Linked DNA regions of Mus musculus: regions 2, 3, 4, 5 and 6 are each linked to region 1. A link is a loop called in an ENCODE intact Hi-C map of the cell type or tissue named here. Cell type or tissue: heart. All regions are shown on one strand. Region 1 holds the start of Stx16 (syntaxin 16). Region 2 holds the start of Gnas (GNAS (guanine nucleotide binding protein, alpha stimulating) complex locus). Region 3 has its middle 2.7 kb from the start of Rab22a. Region 4 has its middle 14 kb from the start of Gnas. Region 5 holds the start of Prelid3b (PRELI domain containing 3B). Region 6 holds the start of Atp5e (ATP synthase, H+ transporting, mitochondrial F1 complex, epsilon subunit).

Region 1 (4,000 bases):
TATGTAAACTGGACATATAGATGTGTTTAAAATATATACGTTAGAAGGCTCTAAAGGCTTTAGAGACACTGGATGGAGGACAGACATTTGGGAACGTAAATCTCAGCTCTCCAATATTCGTGCATATATTTATAAACCATTTATTCGGAGCTTGTTACAAGCCAGATGAGATGGCAGTGGGTACAAAGATGACTAAAACACAGCCGTCCAGTCCAGCGTAGGAGGGAGATCAGGTTCTAGCCAGAAGTAAACAAGCCCCTGCTTTGCAGGGGGGTTGGGGGGAGGCCGATGTGTGCTCTCGAGAATGGAGGAGAACAGGCCCACAGCTCTAATCCAATGTTCCTGCGGGAGACCGGCTCGGCGGTTGTTTACTAACGCCGTAAGCACAAAAAGGAGAAGGAGGAGGAGGAGGAGGAGGAGGAGGAGGAGGAGGAGGAGGAGTGGGCTTTGCCACGTGACTGGGGTCAGCTCTCACCAGCAGGGTGGGCTGCCGGAACTCTTCCCTCACTGCACAAATATCCCCTGGGGTCTGCACACAGGGTTCCTCTTATTTCCCTCCACGAAATTAACCCGGGGCCTGTGGTTTTGGAGCAGCAGAGTGCTTGGTTCTATGGCCCCAGCGGGGTCTGGGCTGTTTGTCACCTTCCGAGCAGCCCCCGCTGATCGTCAACCGCTGCGGGGGGAGTGGGCGCCCCTGTCTTTAAGGAGCTCGGCATCGGAATCATCTCTTCTCTATCAGCTCGCACCGCTGCTCTCCGGGCCTCGATTCCTCCATGCATTCATTGTGTTATGTGTCTCAAAGATACTTTTCATACGGATACTGTTGCACACAAGCACAGGAGCACCCGCTCTTAAAAGCAAAAGCACCCGGGGCTCAAGAGCCTGACCCTACGCGCGGCTCCCACGCCTGCCTCCTGGCACCCGGGAGAGGCAGGGGACCCTCAAGTCAGGCCAAACTGTTCCCAATCTGATCCCAAAGCTGAGAGCAAGATTGAGGGCAAGACACCCCATAAAGTCGCTCTGCAGATATTGGTCTGTCATCCAGGCTTGCCGGTGACCCCAGCCTCCGGAGCTGCTGTTCACTGAGTGCGGCAGCTGCAGCCCTGGGGGGCCCTGGGAGACGCCCCCACCCCCCAAGCCAGGGTAGCAACGAGTGGGATGCATGGTTCCAGAGACTGGGAGGCGACCAGAAACCCCAGCTCGAGGAAACGTGGGCATAACCTCAACACAAAGTACTTTTTGGGGGAGTGGGGCTGAGGGGTTGTCTCTAAGTTTAGGAACCTTTCCCACTTGGGCACAACATTGTAGTGCCCAAGTGTAGATGCCTGACCACTCTTTATTGCCCACAGTAAGGCCAGCAAGGCCTAGCGCCCAAGCTTTTTTTATTATTATTTTTTTCTTTTTTCCCTGGCCTGGTTGTTTTTCGGATACTTTTTTTTTTCTCACAGTTTAAAGAAAAAAAATAAAAAAATAAAAAGGTAAGGCCATCTCAGCAGCGCCAGGCGCCTGCAGTGGAGCGTGCCTGGCCTGCAGAGGCAGACTTCTTCCACTTTTCCTCCGCCCCCGCGCAGGACTAGGCTCTGCAAGAGCCACGTTTCCACATTTCTGCCTGCCTGACAATCCTACTAGAAGTTTACAATTGCCTGGACCCCAGTGGTGGTCTTCGGCTCCAGGGCCAAGGTTTTGAAGCCGTTTTTTGGGGCCAGGACGCCTGCCCCAGAGTCTGTACACTCTTAGGAAAAGGGGAAGAAGGCGCCCCGGGAACTGTCCCAGAGAGGGCGGAGCACTCCCATCCCGGGGCAGGGCAATAAGGGAGCTCCCGCTCCCGGAACGTTGCAAGCAATCTCATGAATGTCGCAGGGGGGCACCCGCGAGGAACGGACAGGAAGAGGGCCGGGGGAATGCTAGAGCCCGGGACCACTGCACGGAAGCGGCCTTGGGCAGGGTTGCAGCCTGATCCCGGGATGGAGGGTGCCGGTGAAGAGGAGTGAGGAGGCTGGGGGAGGCAGGCCGTGAGGTCCTCGTGGAGGCCCGCAGCCTCCTGGCAGTGGAGAAGCAGGCCGCACAGGAAAGAGAGGGGTCAGGTCGGGCTGAGCCTCAGTAGGCTCAGGCGACTATATGGGAGCTGTAGACGCTCCTTTGTCGTTGTGGGCTCGGCCTGTTTGGAGCAGGCCTTTTGTGAGGAGAGTTAACCCAAACTCGGAGTTAGAGCCACATGCCGGGCACGCAGGCGCTCTGAGTTAGGGTTAGGGCGCCAGCACCTTTGGGGAGGTCTTAGGAAGTGAGTGGGTAGGGGTCTCTCCCATCCCCGAGCCGGATTGGCGCGTCAGGCGCTTGTGGATCCGAGCTGGGATTGGGGAGGGGTCTCCAGGACGTTTGATTTCGACGCTAGGATTGGGGGGATTCGAGTGCTTTGAGATCCGAGCCAGCCTTGGGGTAGGGGGAGTCAGGCAGTTGGAAAAGGCGAGGTGGTTATTTGGGGAGGGGTCTCCGCGCTTAGGCGGATTGCAAAATCGCGCCGTGAAAAGCCTAAGGCTTTGTCAAGAGAGATTTCTGTGCAAGAGTGGAATCAGCTAGGCCAGACCAAGAGAGAAAGTGAACAAATCAGGACTACAAGGGGGGGTGGGAGACCCTGAGAGGGGGGGTCACAAAGGGGGAGACAATGGCCACCAGGCGTTTAACCGACGCTTTCTTGTTGTTGCGGAATAATTCCATCCAAACCCGGCAGCTGTTAGCCGAGCAAGTGAGTAGTCACACCACCTCCAGCCCTCTGCATTCACGTAGCATTGCTGCGGTGAGTCTTCCTGGCGGCCTCTCCAGACACACACACCGTGTGCACTGCGGCTCTGCCTGTCTGTCTGTCTCTTGTCTGTCTCTCTGTCTAAAAAGAAAAAAAAAAAAGAAAAAAAGAACAACAACAATAACAAGGCGACGACGACTAGGAGTGTGATACAGAAGGAAGTGGAGCACGGCCATGGCTTATGGGGCACTTGCAACCCCCAATGGGGACCACAGTATCAACCCCTGCCCTGCCTTCTCACTTCCTGGGCCTCCTGGTCCTCCTCCCCCACCATCCGTCGGGCAGCCTCGATTTACATATGTTTTAACACGAGGACTTGGAACCTAGGCCTTTCTCCAACCTTCTTTTTGTTTTGTTCTGTTCTGTTTGGCACTCCCCCCCCCCCCCCCTGCAATGGCCTCACTTTGGTTCTGTGGGCCAGGTGGGTGGTTAGCTGACTCAAATCCTTGCAGACCCCCCCCCCCCAGGAAGGAGTGTGTGTGTGTGTGTGTGTGTGTGTGTGTGTGTGTGTGGTCTGCTCAGCTCAGCTCATTTTCTTTCCCACTATTTTTCTTCCAATGGCCCTAGTTCTCGGTGTGGCCATGTACACTAGGAGTAATTGCTTTGCTGCCCCCCCCCCCCGCCCTCCCCCCTCCGAGGACTCATGTTGGTGAGATTGCAAGGTGCTAGGCGCTTCATTTTCCATTTCCCACACAGGAAATTAAGCTTCTCCATTCGAACTTTTTTTTAAAAAAACAAAACAAAACAAAAAAAGGAACCAACATGATGCGGATGTGAAAATTAATCCCCCAAAATAGCACATGGCTTTTGATTTTATTGACCAGAACTTCACTTCGCCTAGCAGTGTAGGGTTTTGTTATTGTTGTTGTTCTTTTTCAAAGCAATGTTCCAGTATGATTGCTGTATTTGGTTTGTTTTTGATGGAGGCTTTGGCTTCCAGAGCCTCAGTTTCCTGCTCTCTCAGATAGGGGGCGGGTCTGAATGGTGCAGCCAGATGAATATTGTTAGCTTTGTAATAATACCTTTAATTGAAAAGGGAAGGTTTGAATGGAAGCAGCCTTGAAACATGGGGGAATGCACGGTCACCCCACGACCTTAGGGGCTGCATTTGAAACATAGTTCGTGAAACGCTGCAGCTTTCCCGCCTTTTAAACAGTTGCCTTTTAATTTTTTCCTTTTATCATTTATGGAAGTGCTAAT
Region 2 (4,000 bases), 220 kb after region 1:
GCCATTTTGAGTGTGTGTGTGTGTATATGTGGGGGAGGGTAGTTGGCCAAACTTTGGACCAAAGTTCAAAGTGTCCGGCATGCAGTGTGTTCAGCCGTAGAGTTGAGGTGACACGCCTTCGGCAGGTCGCAGGCATTCTCTGGGGGTTCACTTTGTCTGCTTTCTTCTACTCAGGGTGACCACGTGGACGCTGTAGGCAAGGGGCTGTAGTGTGCCGAGCCTGTAGTGAGAAGAGGGACATGTTAGACTTCAGAGAATTAAATCTGCCGCGGCACACAGCATGCATCTTGCAATATACCCATCTGCATGGTGCATAATTGCCGCAGCCTGCTTTATGTACCACTTCATACTCTCTTTTCTCAGGGTCCTGCAGGCCAGACCTGCCCACTGCCTAGCTGTATTGCAACAAAAGACAATGCCTCGCGCCATCGCCATTACCTACTGGCAAAATGTCCGCGGTGTGCGCGTGCCGCGGGCGCGCGGCAAAACAAAAAAAAACAGAACCCCAAAGGCAAACAATTAACAAAAAAACCCTGCCCAGGAATAATCTGCAGATCCCAGACCTAAAGCATTTTATGATTATTCGCTGAGCCCACCGGGCAATGTGACTGTATAAACTCCTGCAGCTCTGAGCCCACCCCGGCACCGCAAGGGGCGCGCAGCCGCAGGCTTTGTGACCGCGCTTAATTTCGCCTGGGTGGACTGTTGCAGTTCAACGTATAGCAAATGCTCTATGGTGCTCACAACAGAAGGAGGAGGGGATAAAAGGGGGCTGGAGAAGGGCTTGAGAGAGGAAATGAACACGGAATCCGCAGCTGGCGCTGGTGGCTGGAAGATGCGAGTCTCGGCAGCTGTTGCCACCATGGCACGGTTGGTCGGTGGGTTAAGTGCATTTCAGGTTTTCTAGTCTGCGAGACCACCCTAAATGGGCCATCAACTACACCCCAAATCTCCTTTTGCCTTTACCCAGAAGACAGAAGTACAAGACCTGAGCTAGGTGGGGGGTCTTCCGGTAAGCCTTAAGCCCCCTCCCCTATTTGCACGAAAGCGGCAAACATGAATAACTCCTAAGGGGGCTTTGCTTGATTTTCTGCAGTGCACTGCTGAGACCTTTATTTCTACTGCATCACCGTCCATATAAACAGAGCAAGCCCTGACTACAACACACTATACCACTGTTGAGAGCTCCGAGGTGTAATGGGGATGGGGGACATTGAAGGGATTTGCTGGAGCCATCCCCAACAAACAGCAAACATAAACATTAAAAAAAGAAAAAAAAAGGAAAAAAAAGAAATAAAGAAAAGTACCCTAGAGCATTTACGAAACAAATTGCGTGTTTACATTCGGCACTTCCTCACCCTGTCTCTACCCTTCCGGTGGGCTCACGACCACCTGTCGCATTTGTGTGTGTGTGTGCCTCTACCCCTTTCCTTGTATCCTAAAGCCTCCATTTCCTGACTTGGAGATGAGTATGGGTAATTGCCTGAGTGTGGGGTCCTTAGATAAGGAATTTACCGCATACTGGGGTAATCTGGGGTGATAAAGCCCTCCTGCAGTCCCTCCTCCCCTCGAGAAGAATCAGATGGGGAGGGAGGCTTTCAGCGTCTGTACTCTAACAGACCAATGCCCACGTCTTGCGTCACGTGTCCCAGCAACGCAAGAGAGCTCGCTCGCTCTCTGGCCAGGGAAAAAGCGAGCTAGAGAGACTCGGAATCAGTCCGGGAGAGGAGAGGACGGAGCCGAACGTCCCTACAAGGCCTCCGCTCATCAGCCCCCTTACCCAAAGTCGGGAGCAGCCGGCACCGGGAGCCAGCTCCCGGAGCCGGCTCAGCACTGAGACCTGCGTCCTCTGGCGGCAGAGAAAGAGTTCTATTTACGATTTTCGAGACGAATCGGCACGCTCTTAAATGCCAAGAAGGCGGAGCTAAAGTACAGCAAAGTACGAAGAGAGAACAGAAAAGTTCCTAAAGTTGTTGGCCGACCACAGCCCGAAGGGGTAAGTGTAACTAGGAAGGTGACAGACTTCACCAGCAAGAGATGACTCACTTCAGCCATGGTCCTGGGTTCTAGCCCCTGATTATCTATCCTTACAAAGTTTGGAAACTGAGGCTGGAGAACTTTCCAACAAAAATTTGAATTTTTTAAAAAAAAATTTTTTTTCACCCTAGTTTGGCTGGGTGCTCCGTCTTACGGGGCCCCAAATTTATTTTGAAAAGTCGCCACCGTGTTATGGGCATGTTCAACTGCCTCCACGGCAATAATATGTCAGGACAACACGATATCCCCCCTGAAGTCGGGGAGCAGCCCGAGCAAGAACCTTTGGAAGCCCCAGGGGCAGCTGCCCCCGGTGCTGGGGCTGGCCCAGCCGAAGAAATGGCGACCGAACCGGACTCCGAACCGTCTAACAATGAGCCCGTCCCCGACGAGACTGGCAGTGAGATCAGTGGACCCCCAGAAGACTCCAAATCTGACATCCAAAGCCCCTGCCAGGCCTTCGAGGAAGTCCGAGTGGGTGGAGACTACAGCCCACCTCCGGAGGAAGCCATGCCATTCGAGACACAACAGCCCAGCCTGGGAGATTTCTGGCCCACCCTGGAGCAGCCAGGACCATCTGGGACCCCATCAGGCCTCCAAGCCTTCAACCCAGCGATTTTGGAGCCCGGGACCCCCACTGGCGCGAGCCCAGGCCTGGGAGCCTATACCCCCCCACCAGAAGAAGCTATGCCATTTGAGTTCAACGAGCCTGCCCAGGGAGACCATAGCCAGCCTCCCTTGCAAGTCCCAGACCTTGCGCCAGGAGGTCCGGAAGCATTGGTCCCCAGAGCTCTTCCCGCGGAGCCCGGGAACATCAGATTTGAAAACGCTGGCTTCCGAGAAGACTACAGCCCTCCCCCTGAAGAATCTGTGCCATTTCAGGTCGGTGGAGAAGAATTCGGGGGCGATAGCCCACCCCCAGGACTCCCGCGAGTCATCCCACAAATCGGCATTGGCGGCGAGTTCCCGACAGTCGCGGTCCCGAGTGCGCTCTGCCTCGCTCCCGCCGAGAACGCGCCTCCCCTCTGGGTCCGAGGCGCCATTGACAGACCATTCCGCGAGGCTGTCAGATCTCCTCCTAACTTCGCATGCGACAGCCCCCCGATGGAGATCACCAGACCCCTGCTTGAGATTGGCAGAGCCTCCATTGGGGTCGACGACGACACCGCTGTCAATATGGACAGCCCCCCAATCGCAAGTGATGGCCCGCCCATCGAAGTCTCGGGAGCCCCAGATAAGAGCGAGTGCGCAGAGAGACCCCCAGTTGAGCGAGAAGCAGCCGAGATGGAAGGAAGCCCTACCACCGCCACTGCGGTGGAAGGAAAAGTCCCCTCTCCGGAGAGAGGGGACGGATCTTCCACCCAGCCTGAAGCAATGGATGCCAAGCCAGCCCCTGCTGCCCAAGCCGTCTCTACCGGATCTGATGCTGGAGCTCCTACGGATTCCGCGATGCTCACAGATAGCCAGAGCGATGCCGGAGAAGACGGGACAGCCCCAGGAACGCCTTCAGATCTCCAGTCGGATCCTGAAGAACTCGAAGAAGCCCCAGCTGTCCGCGCCGATCCTGACGGAGGGGCAGCCCCAGTCGCCCCAGCCACTCCTGCCGAGTCCGAGTCTGAAGGCAGCAGAGATCCAGCCGCCGAGCCAGCCTCCGAGGCAGTCCCTGCCACCACGGCCGAGTCTGCCTCCGGGGCAGCCCCTGTCACCCAGGTGGAGCCCGCAGCCGCGGCAGTCTCTGCCACCCTGGCGGAGCCTGCCGCCCGGGCAGCCCCTATCACCCCCAAGGAGCCCACTACCCGGGCAGTCCCCTCTGCTAGAGCCCATCCGGCCGCTGGAGCAGTCCCTGGCGCCCCAGCAATGTCAGCCTCTGCTAGGGCAGCTGCCGCTAGGGCAGCCTATGCAGGTCCACTGGTCTGGGGAGCCAGGTCACTCTCAGCTACTCCCGCCGCTCGGGCATCCCTTCCTG
Region 3 (4,000 bases), 420 kb before region 1:
TTATTACTATTTTATTAAGATTTTATTATTTATTTGTATGAGTGTATTGTCTGCATGTACATATATGTACCATGTGTATGCCTGGTACCTGTGGACTTTAAAAGAGGATGTTGGGTCCCCAGGGGTGCTAGAATTCCAGACTGCTGTGGACCACCATGCAGATGCTGAGACTTGAACCTATGTCCTCAGTAAAAATAAATATTCTAACTATTGAGCCAGCCTACAGACCTCAACAGCTTTCTTTTTAATTGATTATATTGCAAAAATTCTGTTTAAAATTTTTTTTAAAGTTTCTCTGTGAAATGGCTTGACTTTAATTTCAGGATGAAGAACACCTCTGATGACATTTTCTTTCCAATCTCCAGGGCCTCCTGACATTGTCTATCTGCCTCCTAGGAGCCCGAGTGGAAGGAGACTGCATCAGGCTATACGGGAGCCACTCTGGACTTGCTGCCCTACTCATCCACCCAGAGGAAAGAGTGAATGTCTTCATCCCCAGCAGCCACAGGAGACCAGACGTCAAGTGTGAGTAACTTGTCAAGGGTTGTTCAGCCAAGCAGTGGTCCTCAAACAATATTCTGCTCACTAAATCCAGCAGGAAAGACACCCCAACAGGTGGGTCCAGCTTAGCCACAAGCCACGATTGCACAGCTCCAACTCTGACAGTTTCATTTCATGGAGACATCAACAAAACACTTGCCCTGAGCCAAGTTCAGTCCTTCCTCGTGTTGCTAAAGTTTCACCAGCCCACATCCAGGCCCACGTAGATGTGCATATGTATGCACGTTTGCGGTCTATGGTGTGTGTGTGTGTGTGTGTGTGTGTGTGTAGTTTATGGTTGGTCTAGTATACAACGTTGGAGCCTACATCTGTGTCACATACCTTCTATCTGAAAAGCCAAACATTTTTACTATTTGGTCCTTCATGGGTAAATAAATATTGGTCAATTTCTAATTTAAAGGCTGGTCAAATGTCTGAGTTCAGCTCAAGTATTAGACTCCTCAATTAGCTCTTCAATTATTTCACTTGGCAGGGAGAGTTTAGTAAGAAACAGGTGCTAATATTTGGATCAAATTCACATTGTACAAAGAAAAACCTCAGCGCCTACATCTGTGGCTCAAGTTAGCATGCTGCCTGCAATGGGGTCCAGCATGGTTGCAGTCTCTGCAAAGAACAGCCACAGTGTGTAGGTGAGATATAGTGTGCTTTGCTCTGGAAGAAGTCTTTCACTCAGGATTGAACAACCACCACTCCCTCCAGCATTCAGATTCAAAGACTCTTATCTATATTCCACGGGCTGAGCTAATCCTATTTTCACCAAAGATCCAGACCTCATTTATTGGCACCTTGCTTTCCTCAAAAATAGAAATATGCCCTCTCCCAACTTCCTTCACTGCTACCTCTTGAAAACTAAACATCTGAAAAGAAATGCAGTCTCCTGAGCACTGATATATTTTACACAAGGGTCTTTTGAAGCTAAATGCAGCTTACAATACGCACAGCATATTCAGAATTGAAATCCAGCTTTCCAACTCCTCCTGCAAATGTCTGATCATTTGTGACACTCTCATCTCATTTTTAAAAACCTTTTACTGTGGGAAATTTCAAGTATGGAGAAATGAAAGGCTAGCCCCCAGCTATTAGCTTCTCCAAGCCTCAGCATCCCGCCATTGTACTGCTGGATCCCTCCTCCCAACATCTTGTTTACTATTTGTTATGGAGTTTGAAAGCTGATTTCACACACCAAGTCATTTCACTCATGAATGCTTATTGCTGTCAGGGCTCTTCCTTTGAAGAAAAACATGATACCATTATCACTGCTGAAAAAATAAATAGCAATTCTTAATATTACCTAATACCCAATCTCACTTCAATGCTTTTTCTTTTCACAGTGGTTCTGTTCAAGCGAGGATCCAAATATGACCACATACTGTGTGTTCTTGATTGGTCTCTTAGGTCTTTTTATATGTGCCACAGAGCCCTCTCATTTCCCATTCATTCATCCCTGGTATACATTTAAATACATTTAAATGCTAACTGGATGAACAGATCTTATCAACAGTCAGCCTCTCCACACTACAAGCAAACCCCAACATTGGAAACCCTCAGGCAGACTCTGAAGTGCCCTGCTCCCCCACTGCGCAACTCCACTTGAAAACTAGAGAAAGAGATGTCCCCTATGGACATTCTCAAGAGAATTCAGATCACTTCAACAAGCCAGTCCCAGAAAATGCCATCTTTTCTGTGCTGCTTTGGCCTGGAGACCCTGAATGATTTGGAAGCAAGGCACCCCCCTCATCATGCCTTCGTCTCGAGATTAGCCAAACTTAATCAAGAATCTTGAAGTAAATCAGACAAGCCTCAGGATCCATTACTGTTATCAGTAATGTAACTCTAACAATATTAATTTTTACCTAGGCCATTCAGGACTTGTCGTTTTAAAAAGGATAACCTGCATCATGCCCACAGGAACCTGACCTACACCAAGAAGCAGCAAGCCCTTTTCAGCAGCTCTCAGCGAGTGGAGTGGGTCATAACCCCTTTGTGGGTCAAACGACCCTTTCCCAAGGTCGCTTGTCAGAAAACCTCCATACCGGATATTCACATGACGATTCACAACAGTAGCAGAAACACAGCTATGAAGTAGCAACAAAACTCATTTTATGGATGGAGGCCTTCACAACAGGGGGAACTGTACTAAAGAGTCACAGCACTAGGAAGGTTGAGAACCCAAAGGCTTAGACAAACTGCCCAAGGAGAGGATAGATAAGATACCACCTCAAGTGCAGGCCCGCCCCAGCTACTGGGCGAAGAGCATTTGTAAGGCAGTGTGCACAGTAAAACAGAGAACAGAGTCAAAAGGAACCAACTTGTTGTCTTCTTTAACATCCATGGCACACCAGATGAGAGACACTGACCGCTCCAATTCTCAGCCTTCTCTAGAAGACAGGCTAATCCCACACACTTCCCAGGGTAGCAGCCAACATTTACTGAGTGTTTACTATGCACAAGGACTCATGTCACCTTCTTTGATGGTTTAATCTTTACAAAATCCCTCATTATGCAGCCCTGGCCCAGCCTGGAACTCACTCTGCAGACCAGGCCGGCCTCGAATCCATAAGACTTAGGAGGTAGGATGCTACTCTGGTGGTTTTGCAGAGGAAACGACCAATGAGGCTCTAAGCGGTATGGTGACCTGCCCCAGATCCCACTGCAACTGGAGTGATCCAGGACTGCACCTGAGGGCTGACTCAAGGGCCAGGCCTCTTCACCACTCACTTTTCTTTTCTCTCCAAGTGTCATGCTACACTAATAGAGTTGACACACACACACTCACACACACACACACTCAGGGATCAAATGTGCTCAACACTGCAATGGTCTACCAAACATTCTCAGTCAACATCAACTCCTGTCAGGGAGTTTCAGGTAGGGAAGGGAAGGGGACAGAAGTAACTCCTAGGGCTGGGACTCAGGAAGCCCCAGTTGACTGTGGTGATTTGTGTCATCTGAGGTGATTTGACCTCAACCACCAGCAAGCCTCCCTGGGTTTTTTTTTTTTTTTTTTCCTGCTCCCCTCTGGCTTGTGAGGGAGATCTAGTTCATCTTTGTAAATTCATAAGCCCAACAAATGGCCCGAGCAAGTAGAGGTAGGCGCTGAAAAACTATATTGGATAGACAAGCCAAAGCTTCGTTTGTCCATTAGCCACAAATTGGAACTTGCACTTCGAAGGTGGCATCTCTCTCAGCTACTGTCTCTTAAAATAATTCCAGAGAAGAAGTGGAGGCTGAGAAGGGTCAAGTGGAAGAGACCCACTCAAAACATGGAAAGCAGTGGGCTCCATGAAGACATGGAGCTGGCCAGGCCCACAAGTAGGGCGTCACTCCCAAGCCCTAACTAGGAACCCAAGGAGGTTCCTCCCAGGTTGGGATTGGCTTTCCCTCTCACAGCTCCTAGCGCAGCCAGAGGAGAAAGTGACAGGAAGACAAAGTTTCCAAC
Region 4 (4,000 bases), 210 kb after region 1:
TGTCTTTTGGTGCAGCCCTGCTCCTCCTGGAGTCCGTGCTGAGCACGTGCTGAAATGAATTTGTAACTGTACAGATGACCGGGGCTCGGAAGCGTATGCTTTGTTAACTGTCCATAGCTGATTCAAACGCATCTTGCAAGAAAGAGCAGTGCTAATGCAGAACCCTGGTCCAAGATATGTATTATGTAATGCATAGTTTTTAATAATGTGGGCAGTCCTGGTGTTTCTGTACTAGTGCATAGGATGTGGGCTGCCATCTCTATCACGGGCATAAAGCTTTCCCCTGAAAAATGAGGCACTTTCCCACACACACTAAAAACCATCATCCACCTCACTGCTGACAGCTGGCATCAGTTTCCATCAAACGGGCATTTACCAGCACCCACAGTCCTGTTTTCCTCTCTCTGTGTGCCCTAAAATTGGCTAGACCAATGTCTTTGTGCTCCATATGATGTTGGCAGAACTGTTTTAACTGAAAAAAAAAAAAAATAAGGTTAAGTGTATGGAAGCGGTCGGACCCCTCAGATACCCCCATTCATCAGGGTGGAAAGGCAGAGATAAGGATCTGAGATCTCAACCCCAAACAGGGGCTCAAGAGTCACAGCAATGCACTAAGAGTCAGCAGAACATCTAGATTACAGCCACACATTTGTTCATGAGATCTGCTGATCCAACCCCACTCTATCTCACCAGCATTTAAGGCTGTACATGAACTCCTAGACCACAAGATGCAGCACCAACAGTCAAGACAGAGAGATTCTATAATCTCCAACCATGCAGGGCACCTAGGACCTAAGTCTGTGACACTGCATCTGGGAGCCTGACTCTGAGGTGCAAGTGTGTGAGGGTAAGTAAGTGACCTAGGACCAGCACCTGCTTCAAGACATAACTCACAATTCCACCTCCAGGAAGGAACCCTGGGGGAGCAGCTTGGAGAGGCAGCAGTACCTCTTGTGACTCTTCACATGGACTCAAGGGAAAAACAAAAAACCAAACAGCCCACCGTGTGACATGTGTTCCATGTAAAAAACAAATCAAAAAAACCTCAAAACCAAAAACCCAACAACTAAAACACCCTGCCAAGACTTCATGCATCCCTATAACACAACTCTGCTAGTGTTATGCTTTTTTTTTTTTAAGGTACTCTATATTTAACAAGGCAAAAGGCAAGATAAACGAGCCCCACACCCACTTCCCACAGGGCTCCATCCCCTCCTGGACCTACCTGAGTCCATCGGCTCTTCCAAGCGCGCTCTGGAACAAGCAGGTCGTTTTACCTTGTTCTTCCGAGTCCAACAGCAGGATCCAGTGGTCTCTGGCCGCCCCCTAGCCATGATGCTCTTGCTGACGTACCTGTTTTTCTCATGTAGCGTGAGCTAGATGAAGTAATGATGCTGGAAGAATGAGCTGATGCTCTGGTTAAGATATATTAACCCCTCAAGACCCCTTTCTCTAATCCAAGACCTGCTCCTGTTCCTCGCTATCTTCAGCACCTAGAACAGAGCTCCGCGAGTGCCGGGAACTCAAGTGTGTTGGTTGAACCCTCAGCTGAAATGCATGAGTCCGTGGCTCAAAGACTACCCTAAAAACCCACACGGAGAGCAGCAGTTGAAGGGCATTCTCGTGGATACTCACTCTCAGCTTCCTATGGTCTTCCAGCACACCTCAGTGGAACAGTGTTCACCATGAGCTGACTGTCGGCTTGCAAATTCCTACATCTACAGCCGCGGGGGGCGGGGTTGTTTGCCAGTGGGGTTCATACCTTCTTGGAGGCTGCTCTAATTAATTACAGTTACTTTAACAGCCCTGACAAAAGTAACCACCTTTGATAAGGTTAGTGTTTACTTGAGGCTCTGATCCTCAAGCATTCACGCTCTTCGGTCATTAACACTCATTCACGTACGGATCCTCATTCCCCTGAATATTTACAATTTTGCGTTCTGGTTTTCAATTGTTTGGTGGCTATGCTCATGGAGAAAAAGTTGAGGAGTGGGGACAACCCCCCGTGGGAATCTATACTTGGCTTCTAAAATCCGCTAACCTGTAGCTATCTTACTCCCTTCGCTCGCTAGACCTCGATATCCAGCCCCCCACCCCCCATGCTTTGGCCAAATCTACTCAAACAAGGTTCCCGCCTGCCACCTGCCGGCCCACTAGGGTCTGCGCCATGAGCTATGCGCCAACGCACAGCTCGCGGGGAGGCACTCCCGCCCCCAAACACCTCCCTACTGCACATGCCCGGCAGAAGTCCGCGCAACTTTATAGGGCCCCATTGCCCCATCTCTCCTCAGTCTCCTCTATCCTCTCCCAGACGAGAGGATCAGTGGAGGCACCTCTCGGAGTCTTAGACTTCAGAGTCTGAGACTTAGCGAGAGGAGCCTCGAGGAGACTCCTTCTCTCTTCTTTACCCATCCCTTTCTTTTACTTACAGCCACAAGCTGAGGCGCGGAGCTTTAGAAAGTTCGCAGTGGTTTGAAGGTAGGTACATCCCTTCTTTTTGCCCCGAGGCGAGATTGGGGTCTTCAGACCCCAGCTTCTCTCCTCATAAGGTTAATCCTTTTCGGCCCCAACAGTCCTTGCGCAGTGGGGCCACTCTCTGCAGAGCCAGAGGGTGAGTCGGCTTCTCGGTGAGCACCTAAGAGAATGGATCGCAGGTCCCGGGCTCAGCAGTGGCGCCGAGCTCGCCATAATTACAACGACCTGTGCCCGCCCATAGGCCGCCGGGCTGCCACCGCTCTCCTCTGGCTCTCCTGCTCCATTGCTCTCCTCCGCGCCCTAGCCTCTTCCAACGCCCGCGCCCAGCAGCGTGCTGCCCAGCGCCGGAGCTTCCTTAACGCCCACCACCGCTCCGCTGCCGCTGCAGCTGCCGCACAGGTACTCCCTGAGTCCTCTGAATCTGAGTCTGATCACGAGCACGAGGAGGTTGAGCCTGAGCTGGCCCGCCCCGAGTGCCTAGAGTACGATCAGGACGACTACGAGACCGAGACCGATTCTGAGACCGAGCCTGAGTCCGATATCGAATCCGAGACCGAAATCGAGACCGAGCCAGAGACCGAGCCAGAAACCGAGCCAGAGACCGAGCCAGAGGACGAGCGCGGCCCCCGGGGTGCCACCTTCAACCAGTCACTCACTCAGCGTCTGCACGCTCTGAAGTTGCAGAGCGCCGACGCCTCCCCGAGACGTGCGCAGCCCACCACTCAGGAGCCTGAGAGCGCAAGCGAGGGGGAGGAGCCCCAGCGAGGGCCCTTAGATCAGGATCCTCGGGACCCCGAGGAGGAGCCAGAGGAGCGCAAGGAGGAAAACAGGCAGCCCCGCCGCTGCAAGACCAGGAGGCCAGCCCGCCGTCGCGACCAGTCCCCGGAGTCCCCTCCCAGAAAGGGGCCCATCCCCATCCGGCGTCACTAATGGGTGACTCCGTCCAGATTCTCCTTGTTTTCATGGATAAAGGTTAGTTGCCCTGACCAAACTGGGGTCCCTGAGACAGTAGGGTGGGAGGAAAGAGACAGATGGGAGGCAAGGTGGGAAGGGAGCGGTGCCCATTAATCAGCCCGAAATGCACCCCGGAAAAGGAGAGAGGGCTCTTCAAGTCTCTCCAGGGCACCCAGGGGCGCTTGGGAGGCCAAAGGTTTGTTGGACGGTGAGGCATTTCTGGCGCCTCGCTGGAGACAACCTGAGGTCCCCGAGCTGATACCCGGTGCGCAACATTGAATTCGGTGTGCCACACTGAATTCCCAGCGCGCCCCAGGTTTGGAGTTACATACATAAACGGCAAAGGTAAGTCACTTGTTTTCTATGTTCTCTCCCCTCCTACAGAAGTTAGTCTTCAGCAACGGAGTTGGCTTTAGGTAGAGCCCACTGGGCTCGATATGGAGGTGCACGCACCAACTTTGGCGATCTGAGACTGCTGCGCCATAGCTACAGTATTGCAATGCGCAGAAAGTAACTGCGTTTGGGATTGGGTGACAACTCTGGAGCCTAAATCGCACGTGGCATTCAGCCG
Region 5 (4,000 bases), 400 kb after region 1:
CTCCCAAACTGTTAGGGTTACAGGCATGCAGCACCATCCTGGCTGACATACAGATCCTGGTGCCAAAGTGCATGTAGGCTGGGACTTTGGGTGGCCCAACCGGTCTGGATACAAGGCACTGCTGGGCTCCTCCCAGGGAGCAGTTGTGTATCTATCTTCTAGAAGACAGGTCCTTCAGCTTTCATCTACTCCAGAGGTCTGTGGCAAAAATAGACTAGGATCACCAACGACCGACTTTCATTGAACACATGCCGTTAGGAAAGGGAAGGGATGGATCCAAGGGTTGGGGTAGGGGGGGTGAGGGGGGAGGCAAGCCGAGGAAAGAGTATAGATGTAGAGAACCGTAAGGGAGGAACAAGTTCTAAGTTCTAAGGATGACACTTTGGGCCAACAGCTCTGAAGCAAAGCATTCAGATGTAGAAGAGGACTGGGGTCCAGAACCCCTTGTTCTGAAACAGACAGCATCCTAAGGACCACAGCCCCTCAGTCCCAGAAGTGGTACAAACGTTGAGAGTCCCTTCTAGTTCTAGTAGTTTGTCCTTTCTGGGACACAGCAGGTACTCAGATATGATCTACTATGTAAAACTTCTTTTACAATTACCCTCAGTAATCAGGATTGGCATTTGTAGATTAAAAGGCACCATAAAGCTATACTATTAAAACAGTGTGGCAACATTGGCCAAGTGAGTGAAGGAGCTCAGATCATCTGGAAGTGGTTTCGGATGTAAGTCAACAATAACTATGACAAGATGACATTGTAGAATAGAGCACAATAAATCAGTCAGAAAGGAGGGCTGGAACAAGGCGTAAACCAGTTATTTAGGTAGAAAGCTCTGTTGTTCTTGTGTGTGGCACCATGAACCTGGGTGGTATAATTCCCAACACCCCACTGACTCTGATCCTGTTTCCCACTATAAGTTCAGAGAACCATAAAGCTGTGACTGGATGTGATAGCAGACACTGGCTATCAGTCAGCTGTCATGGCTGAGAGGAATAGGAAACAGAGGTGACAAATTATCTGCAAGAGCAGGCCCTGGTCTCTAGATCAAGAGATCTTGATCAAGAAATCAAGAGATCTGCTCTCCAGATTGACTGTCATCAATGTTTGGCATCATGGTAGCATGAGCTGAGACCAACAGGAAGACACTCCACGTGGGTGGCCAGCTTTCTAGATGTCCGTGGGGGTGAGGGGCGCTATAACATGGGGGATTTCAGTCAGAACAACCCAGGTCACTCAGGCCATCATGCCATCACTGGGGTTCAGCCACGACACCGTGAGTCTGTCAGGTATCAGTCAGGGCACTCCAGCCACCACAAGCCGTCGGGGTTCAGTCAGGTCCCGGTGAGTCTGTCAGGTATCAGTCAGGAAACTCCAGGATACCCTGGATACGTCGGCGCTCAGGACACCCCAAAACCCTGTGAAGCCCTCGGGCCTCGTGCTCTGTGACCCCTGGAGTCACTTCCGGATCAGGCTCGACGGCCCGCTCTTGTCTTCCGTCAGTGGCGACGGTGTGGGAGGAATTCCCAGGCCTGGGGACAGGGAGCCCTAGCTCGGGTCGGGGTCGTGACCTTGGCGATCCCCCCGAGTCCCGAGCTCCGCTTGTCTCGCTACACCCGACGCCAGGAAGTTCCCCGAGGGCGCCGGAGGCGGGCGCCGCACCCACACTCACTCAAAGACGTGCTCCGAAGTCCAGATCTTCATGGTGCCAGCTGCCTGCCCGGTGTCCCTCAGTGTCCGGGGACAGTGAGGCACAGAAGTTCGCCGGCCCCGCCCCGTCCCGGCCGGCCGGCCTCGCAGCGCGCAGGCGCCGTCGAGCCAGGCGCTAGGACGCCCGGAAGTGCCATCCCGCGGCCTAGCCAAGCCGGGTTTGGCTCCGCCCCGCGGCGCAGTCCTGCCCAGTCTTCTTGGCTCAGAGCAACCAAGCCCCGCCCCCCATGCTCGGCGCAATCAAGTCCCTCCTTCGTGAAGGCTCAGTGCGCCGGCGCAGAGCCGAAAAGTGAGGCGGCCGGCCGGCGCCGCACTACGCATGCGCGGGCCTTGGCGGCGGGACTTTTTGGCTGGTTTGGCGGGTTGCTGATATGTGTCTAAAGTTCTCATTGGATGTGGCTGAGCCTGGCGGCGTTTGCCAGAGTACGGTTTTGTGGTGTGGTCTTAGAGAGTTAGTCCCACCTCTTCAATCTAAGCAGTGGGGTGGCGGGACAGGGGTGGTTTCAATCAGCACCCGTGCCCTTGCCAGCCCAGGGTTGGTTACCCTTGGTGGAACAGGCCACCCAGACAGGGCTGGACCAATTGCTCTACGGTCATAGGTCATCTCCATCACCATTTCTCAGTGATGCCCACGCCCTCCTGTGCCTCCACAACTTCCTGTTACATATTCCTCAGCAATTACCACTCTGGAGTCATCTTGTTTATCTGTTAGCTCCCATTGTAAGTCATCCCCCAGAAAGCCAGCCCTGGCCTGTCTCCATCATGGCACTCAGCACCTCTGGATAGCAGGGGTTTAAAGGTTATTGAAAATGAAATAGTTATTTGAGGAATGAATTAATTAGGCCATTTAGTTTATCTGCTTGACTTCTAGTCTGTAGGCACGTGAGGGTGAGGCTCTTGCTAGGCTTGTTCAGTGATTTCCTCCCTGTACCTAATAATTACAGATGACATTCGTGAGAGAATGACTAAGAAGTGAGGGGGCAGGAGCGGATGGCATGTGGTTCTATTCAGAGATGTGCCGGGTAAGATGGACGAACTGCTTGGCTTGGGTTTCAGGTGTAGCTTCCCACCTCTGCGCACCCTGTTCCCCGCATCCTGTGCCTCCCGACAGAACAATTTGCCTTTTGAAATGACAGTTGGAGGAAAATCTTTGCATCTCGGTACTTAAAGAGCTACTTAGAATTACCCTTTGTCCCTAGTTTGTTCAATTGTTAAAAACAAATAAAGCCAGGTTAATTTAGGAGGGTGGATCATTTTTTTTTTTAAAATAGCCAAAGCAGTTTATATTTTAAAAGATAGAAAAATTATATTAGACAGGAAGGAAATAATATGGTTGGTAGCTGCTAAGTGTAATTTGTTTTACCTGGGGGATTATATATATATATATTCAGTACTTTGAGTGATTTCTTGGGGAGATAATGTTTTAAGGGCTGCTGAGAGGGCCCCAGCCTTTGTTAAGATGTGAAGTTAGTGCTGTGTATTACTGGCTCTAGTGCAGTCACTACAGAACAGTCAGTCCCTGCTGCCCTAGAGCTTCATGAAGCTGTTCACCAGCTAGCTGGCCAGCCTCCTCTGCCTCCTCCTCCTCCTCCTCCTCCTCTTCCTCTTTTCTCTTTTCTTTCTTTGCCCCCAGTTCAAGATTTTTTCTTTGTCAAAGTCATACCAGAAAACTTACTTCTTTTCCATTGCTCTCCAAAACATGACTGTACCAGTCTACTGATTTTGCTTCCTTCATCTGGAGTGATGGGGATGGATCGTTAGGTGGGTGGATGTCTGGGGTCCGATGGTCTTTTCTGTGTCTCCCTGTACTAAAAAATGCTAATAACTCTTTGGGGTTTGGAAAACAAGGTCTTCCTTCTATCACTGCCTCCTAGGGACACACTAAGAGGCTCACTGAGGATGCAAAACAAGGTGTTTAGACCCTTAAGAGTCATGTTAGTAATGGTTCCTTTTATTGAGAGAGAAGTCATTAGGACATTGACTTGATTTGGAATACGGTGACTGGATCTCCTGAGTCTGCCCCAGGGATGGCACCTGTGACTCCCGCCTGCCAGGAACTTCACAACTGGTGGGGGACAAACGACAAGTCAAGAGAAAACCACAAGATACCCAAAGAGAAGGCTCTATGTCGGGGAGACCATGGACTGTGAGGAGGAGCTGGTGTGAATGGGCCTCAATGACAAGCCCTGCTTCTGGCTCTGACTCTGACTGGGCCTCTGATCCGTTGATTTCGAAGCTTCGCTCAATCGCCCTCCACTTGTCATACTTTGCATCATTATTTCATCTGATAAA
Region 6 (4,000 bases), 390 kb after region 1:
CACCTCCGCACAGGGAAACTGAGCCAGCCTCCCTGAGCACACAGGGAGCTCAGCAGAGCAGGACTTGCCTGGGGTTATGAGCCTTCCTGCCCGGATGCTGGGAGAAGGGATGCGTGAGACACCAGCAGCTATGGGGAGGACCATTCGAAGTACTGCCGTCCATGCCTCATGTTCCAGACCGTTACATAACTCCAATAGCAATTATAAGGGGGGGGGGGCATCCTCCCAATTACTTGATTTTGTGCAGATAAATGAACCAGGTTTAATTAAAATAAGATGGCTTTCTATCTCAGGGTTGCTAACTGCACTGAAAAATCAATTTGCCAATTACTGTTTGCCGGGGCTGTACAGGGCTCCCCTCCCTCATGCCAGGCGACCTCTACAACCTGCACACTTGGAATGATCACCCCAGTATCCGGCATCATCCAAGCCCACCGCCCACCGAGAGGCAGACGCTCAAACTAAAGTTTTTGGGTTTGGCTTTATGGCACTTTAAAAACTTTAAGAGGCAACTTGTGAGGAAACCAGTGACTCACTCACCAGCTACTCCTTCTTCGAGACTTTCACAATTTTTATGCTGCTGCCCGAAGTCTTCTCAGCGTTCGCTTTGAACTCGGTCTTCAGGGCATCCCTCACTGCTTTTGCACAGATCTGGGAAAACCGGATGTAGCTGGCAAAGTGAGAGAGGATACGAGGCTGGTTACCAACAGCTGGAATGGCGGTGTCATGAGGTGTGATACCCTGGTTTTCTTTCCATAATTTTGGTTGATTACTAAGGTAAAATTGGACTGAAAACTGGGCAATATCAAACAGGATCTATTCAAAGGAAACAATCGGAACTGTGCCCCCCAGATCAGCTGGTACTTGGCTGGGAGGTCACAATTCTTGGCAGTGTATCTTTTCAGGACTTAGTAATTTAAAATAAGGGTTGGTTGGTTTGTTTGCTTTTTTAAGTCCCACAATGTAGGAAAGATTCCCCAGCCCATTTCTGTATTTAATTGCTTTAATTATATTATTCCTACAACACACACACACACACACACACAATTAGGAAAGCTATTTTGAATTAAAAGAGTGCTTTTCATGGTCAACTATTAAAGGCACTGCTGAAAATATTGGATTTTTGCTCTTGTCTATCGTGAAAACACTTCCTAACCAAGGTTTCCAAACTTCTCAGAGAACATCACCAGTAGCAAACAGAGCTCAGAGGAAACTTCCTGTTAGGTAGATGGATTCACCTGTCAACACTATTATCCCAGAAGATAGCACTTTTCACACTTTTTGAAACCAGAGATGGAGGAGTGGCTGGCTGTTTCTCCTGCTTTAAATCTGTTTGGGGAGCTCAGGAGCAAAGGGTTTAACCTGCAAAGCACCGGGGTAAAAATAATAGCTGTCCTTCAAGCGGCTGGGCGCAGGAAAATAAGGTGATGGACGCCATGGGAGATAGTTTAATAAGAGGCATCAACTGTGAGCCTACCGTCCTTTTGTTCTACACAACTTTGCTTGAACTCTGTCGGGGCACTGGGCCTTCAGCCTGATACCCAGAAAGGTGTTCCTCCACCCAGCACACTAACAAGATGCACTCCCTGGAGCAAGGAAACCATGCACCACCACTCCTAGGCCCACAGCTCGCACCCATCACGGGGCCCCTGCAGGGCGCTCCACAGGTTAGAGGGCTTTCACCTTTTTTCACTACTGGGAAAAGGTCACTAAGGTCACACTTGAAAATGAACTTGTGCGCCCCTCCCTCTGCGCAGGTGAGCAAGGTCAGTGTCAGCGTGGCCAGGTCAAGGGTGCTGTGCACTTGGCCGTCACAGCGATCATGCAGGTACTGTAGGCTACCTCTCCCGAGGAGCAGCCACCTCTGTTTAGGGTCCCTGACCCCATGACCCCGCGAAGAGCCTTGTCCACGGCGACGCCATCTTGGAGGGTGGCCGCGTGGCTTGGCCGTCTCGTACGGCCTGGTGACGGCCGGCCAGGCCTTCCCAACGCTTTCTGGGCGTACCTGAGTCCAGCCTGTCGCCAGTACGCCACCATGGTGTCTCGAGCGGGCGCGTCGGGCAGAACCGCTGGGTCGCTTCAGAGTAGCCTCAAACCGGCCCGGCAGCAGGAAGGTCAGGCCTGAGTAGCGGAAGGGGTGGGGTACGCGGACCTGCCAGTCAGCGCCTCATCCCGCCCTTGCCAACCAGGAGCCAATAGGAGCGCCGGTCGCGCCTTGCCCATTGGCCGAGCGGCTACCGGAAGCTGTGGCCGTAGAGACACCTGGGAAAGCGAGGCCGCTGCATGCCGGTCACCTTCCAGGTGCTGCGGGCAGGGGGCGGGGCCTCCTCGAGCCCGCTCTGAGTGACAGCTAATGTTCCTGTCTGCATGTACCCATGCCCAGGATTCCATTTGTACTCAGGCAGAATTCACGATGGAACCACATTGCAAAGTGGAAATGTATATACTTAAAAAAACATCATCAGGGCATCAGACCCTTCCAGAACAGGTGTAACTCCTAGAAACCGTACCTGACACTTTGTCCAACAATGTTAAGTAGTGCTCTGTTTAGCTGGAACATTCATTCCACTTGTCAAACGATTTTTCCTTTACTTTTTAAAAATCTTTTACAAATGTCCAAAGAATTATTAAACTGAGTAATCCTTTAAAGTAGGAAGCTAAGAACTTGAAGTTGTGGTTTTGTATGCATGCTAACTGGTCTCTTCAGGAAAACCCACCCCATAAAAGGCAAAAGGCAGTCACCAGTCACCCAGGCAAAACTGTACACATCAAAGCCAACACCACTTAGACAATCTCTGTGGCTGTTTTGCAGCCATCCTGAGTCCCCACGGGGCGCAATCTTCTAGGACTTCCCTCAGACCATGGTGTTCCTCCAGGCTCTTCTCATCTAATGCCCTGAGTTAAGGTGAGAAGATCTGGGTCCTAGGTGACATGTGTTGTCTCAAATGATGGACAGCTCTTCATGTAATAAAGCTGTTTTGTGGTCTTAACTGCCTCAAGAAGTACTCATATTCCGATAACCTGACATACCATGTCTTAGCAACTACAAACCCATGACATTTATAAGTCAATGTGAAGTGCTCAGAGATGGGAAGAGCTGCTCTTCTGTCTCAGTGTTCTGTTAAGAGTGATGAGACACTCAGGTAATGACTTTATTTTTTCGGTTAACATAACCAGCCCACAGTACAGCATGCGAAATCACAAAGTACAAATTCAAGGAAGGGAATGCCTTTACTAAGTCACAAAATTTGGCAAATTATTATAGTACCCGTTAATACAATAAAATACTATTTTTGCTGGAGTCATATATTACCTTACTGTTAATTTTCACTCCAAAAATATCATTTAAAAGTACCAAATCCAAACACTGGTTTCCAGCAGGGCAGGTTATTTTATATAAATTAATGTCATTTAAATTTTACAGGTTCTCTTTGTAGAGTGAGTCCCTCATGCAGGCAGTTCTGGTTCACAGCAGCGGGCAGCTGTGGACAGGAGGGCGGCTGGGCTCTGCTCTGGTTGGTCCGCAGCCAGGTAGTGTTCCAGTACCTGGAGCTTTAAGAGACTCCAGATCAACACCAATTTCTTCTAAGTACTTAAACAACAACAACAACAACAGCAAACAAACCCGTTAACTGTTCACATGAACACAGCCTCTCCCAGTCTTACATCCTCCCCTCAGATGATCCCTCTGATTTAGAGGTTCTGGATCTTTTGTTTAGATCAAAAGTCACAGCCTTACCCCACCTCATTAAAAAAAAAGATCTACCTAAAATAATTGTGTCTTTTAAATAACAAATAATATGATGCCAGCTTGAGAGTCCTGGAGCCCTGATGCTGCACACCAATTTCCATTGTCATTTGTCCACCAGTGCTGCCGCTGCCGCCATTGGTGTCCTTATGCTTCCTCTTGCTGATGCTGCCAATTCCTCAATCTCAGCGTTCAGTTTATGTATCACCCACTCCATTGCTTCTCGGCCCTTAAAAAGTGCAACGCATTTAT

What was found. Hi-C counts contacts between places; a loop is a spot of excess contacts. Peaks named below come from ENCODE experiments on the same cell type or tissue, not always from the same donor. Only the 100,000 strongest peaks of a DNase experiment are listed, where the experiment ranks them.
Region 2: a loop joins it to region 1, with 4 times the contacts of the local background. A loop is called at or near these places in 12 of 42 quality-filtered maps.
Region 3: it touches region 1 in a loop (6-fold over the local background); 9 of 42 quality-filtered maps call a loop at or near these places.
Region 4: a loop joins it to region 1, with 2.2 times the contacts of the local background. A loop is called at or near these places in 12 of 42 quality-filtered maps.
Region 5: it touches region 1 in a loop (2.3-fold over the local background); 5 of 42 quality-filtered maps call a loop at or near these places.
Region 6: a loop joins it to region 1, with 2.1 times the contacts of the local background. A loop is called at or near these places in 5 of 42 quality-filtered maps.

Annotation. Positions count from the first base shown.
Region 1 is chr2:174,074,396-174,078,395 of GRCm38, forward strand. Stx16 (syntaxin 16) reads left to right here and starts at 2,656. Exons shown (of 9, transcript NM_172675.4): 1 at 2,656-2,794. The coding sequence starts at 2,663. In heart, CTCF peaks have their summits at 1,547 and 1,750; DNase peaks (open chromatin) are centred at 1,166, 1,836, 2,326 and 2,956; H3K4me3 peaks cover 4,000 bases; H3K27ac peaks cover 3,333 bases.
Region 2 is chr2:174,295,633-174,299,632 of GRCm38, forward strand. Gnas (GNAS (guanine nucleotide binding protein, alpha stimulating) complex locus) reads left to right here and starts at 2,227. Exons shown (of 12, transcript NM_010309.4): 1 at 2,227-4,000. The coding sequence starts at 2,230. In heart, a CTCF peak has its summit at 1,849; no DNase peak of the experiment used is centred here; H3K4me3 peaks cover 3,660 bases; H3K27ac peaks cover 1,003 bases; H3K27me3 peaks cover 1,692 bases.
Region 3 is chr2:173,655,173-173,659,172 of GRCm38, forward strand. It overlaps the pseudogene Ppp4r1l-ps. Among named protein-coding and RNA genes, the nearest start is that of Rab22a, 2.7 kb to the right of the region's middle. In heart, no CTCF peak of the experiment used is centred here; no DNase peak of the experiment used is centred here; H3K4me3 peaks cover 410 bases; H3K27ac peaks cover 246 bases.
Region 4 is chr2:174,282,031-174,286,030 of GRCm38, forward strand. It overlaps Gnasas1 and a transcript of Gnas not described here. Among named protein-coding and RNA genes, the nearest start is that of Gnas, 14 kb to the right of the region's middle. In heart, a CTCF peak has its summit at 2,155 (motif pointing left); no DNase peak of the experiment used is centred here; H3K4me3 peaks cover 2,497 bases; H3K27me3 peaks cover 2,197 bases.
Region 5 is chr2:174,471,162-174,475,161 of GRCm38, forward strand. Prelid3b (PRELI domain containing 3B) reads right to left here and starts at 1,780. Exons shown (of 6, transcript NM_025531.2): 1 at 1,671-1,780. The coding sequence starts at 1,702. Gm38546 (a long non-coding RNA gene) reads left to right here and starts at 1,850. Exons shown (of 2, transcript XR_867090.2): 1 at 1,850-2,428; 2 at 2,653-2,948. In heart, a CTCF peak has its summit at 1,914; a DNase peak (open chromatin) is centred at 1,930; H3K4me3 peaks cover 2,126 bases; H3K27ac peaks cover 1,738 bases.
Region 6 is chr2:174,461,960-174,465,959 of GRCm38, forward strand. Atp5e (ATP synthase, H+ transporting, mitochondrial F1 complex, epsilon subunit) reads right to left here and starts at 2,142. Exons shown (of 3, transcript NM_025983.3): 1 at 2,006-2,142; 2 at 541-670. The coding sequence starts at 2,037. The coding sequence ends at 544. It overlaps Prelid3b (PRELI domain containing 3B), which reads right to left. Exons shown (of 6, transcript NM_025531.2): 6 at 3,132-3,977. The coding sequence ends at 3,855. In heart, a CTCF peak has its summit at 2,310; a DNase peak (open chromatin) is centred at 2,212; H3K4me3 peaks cover 1,658 bases; H3K27ac peaks cover 1,313 bases.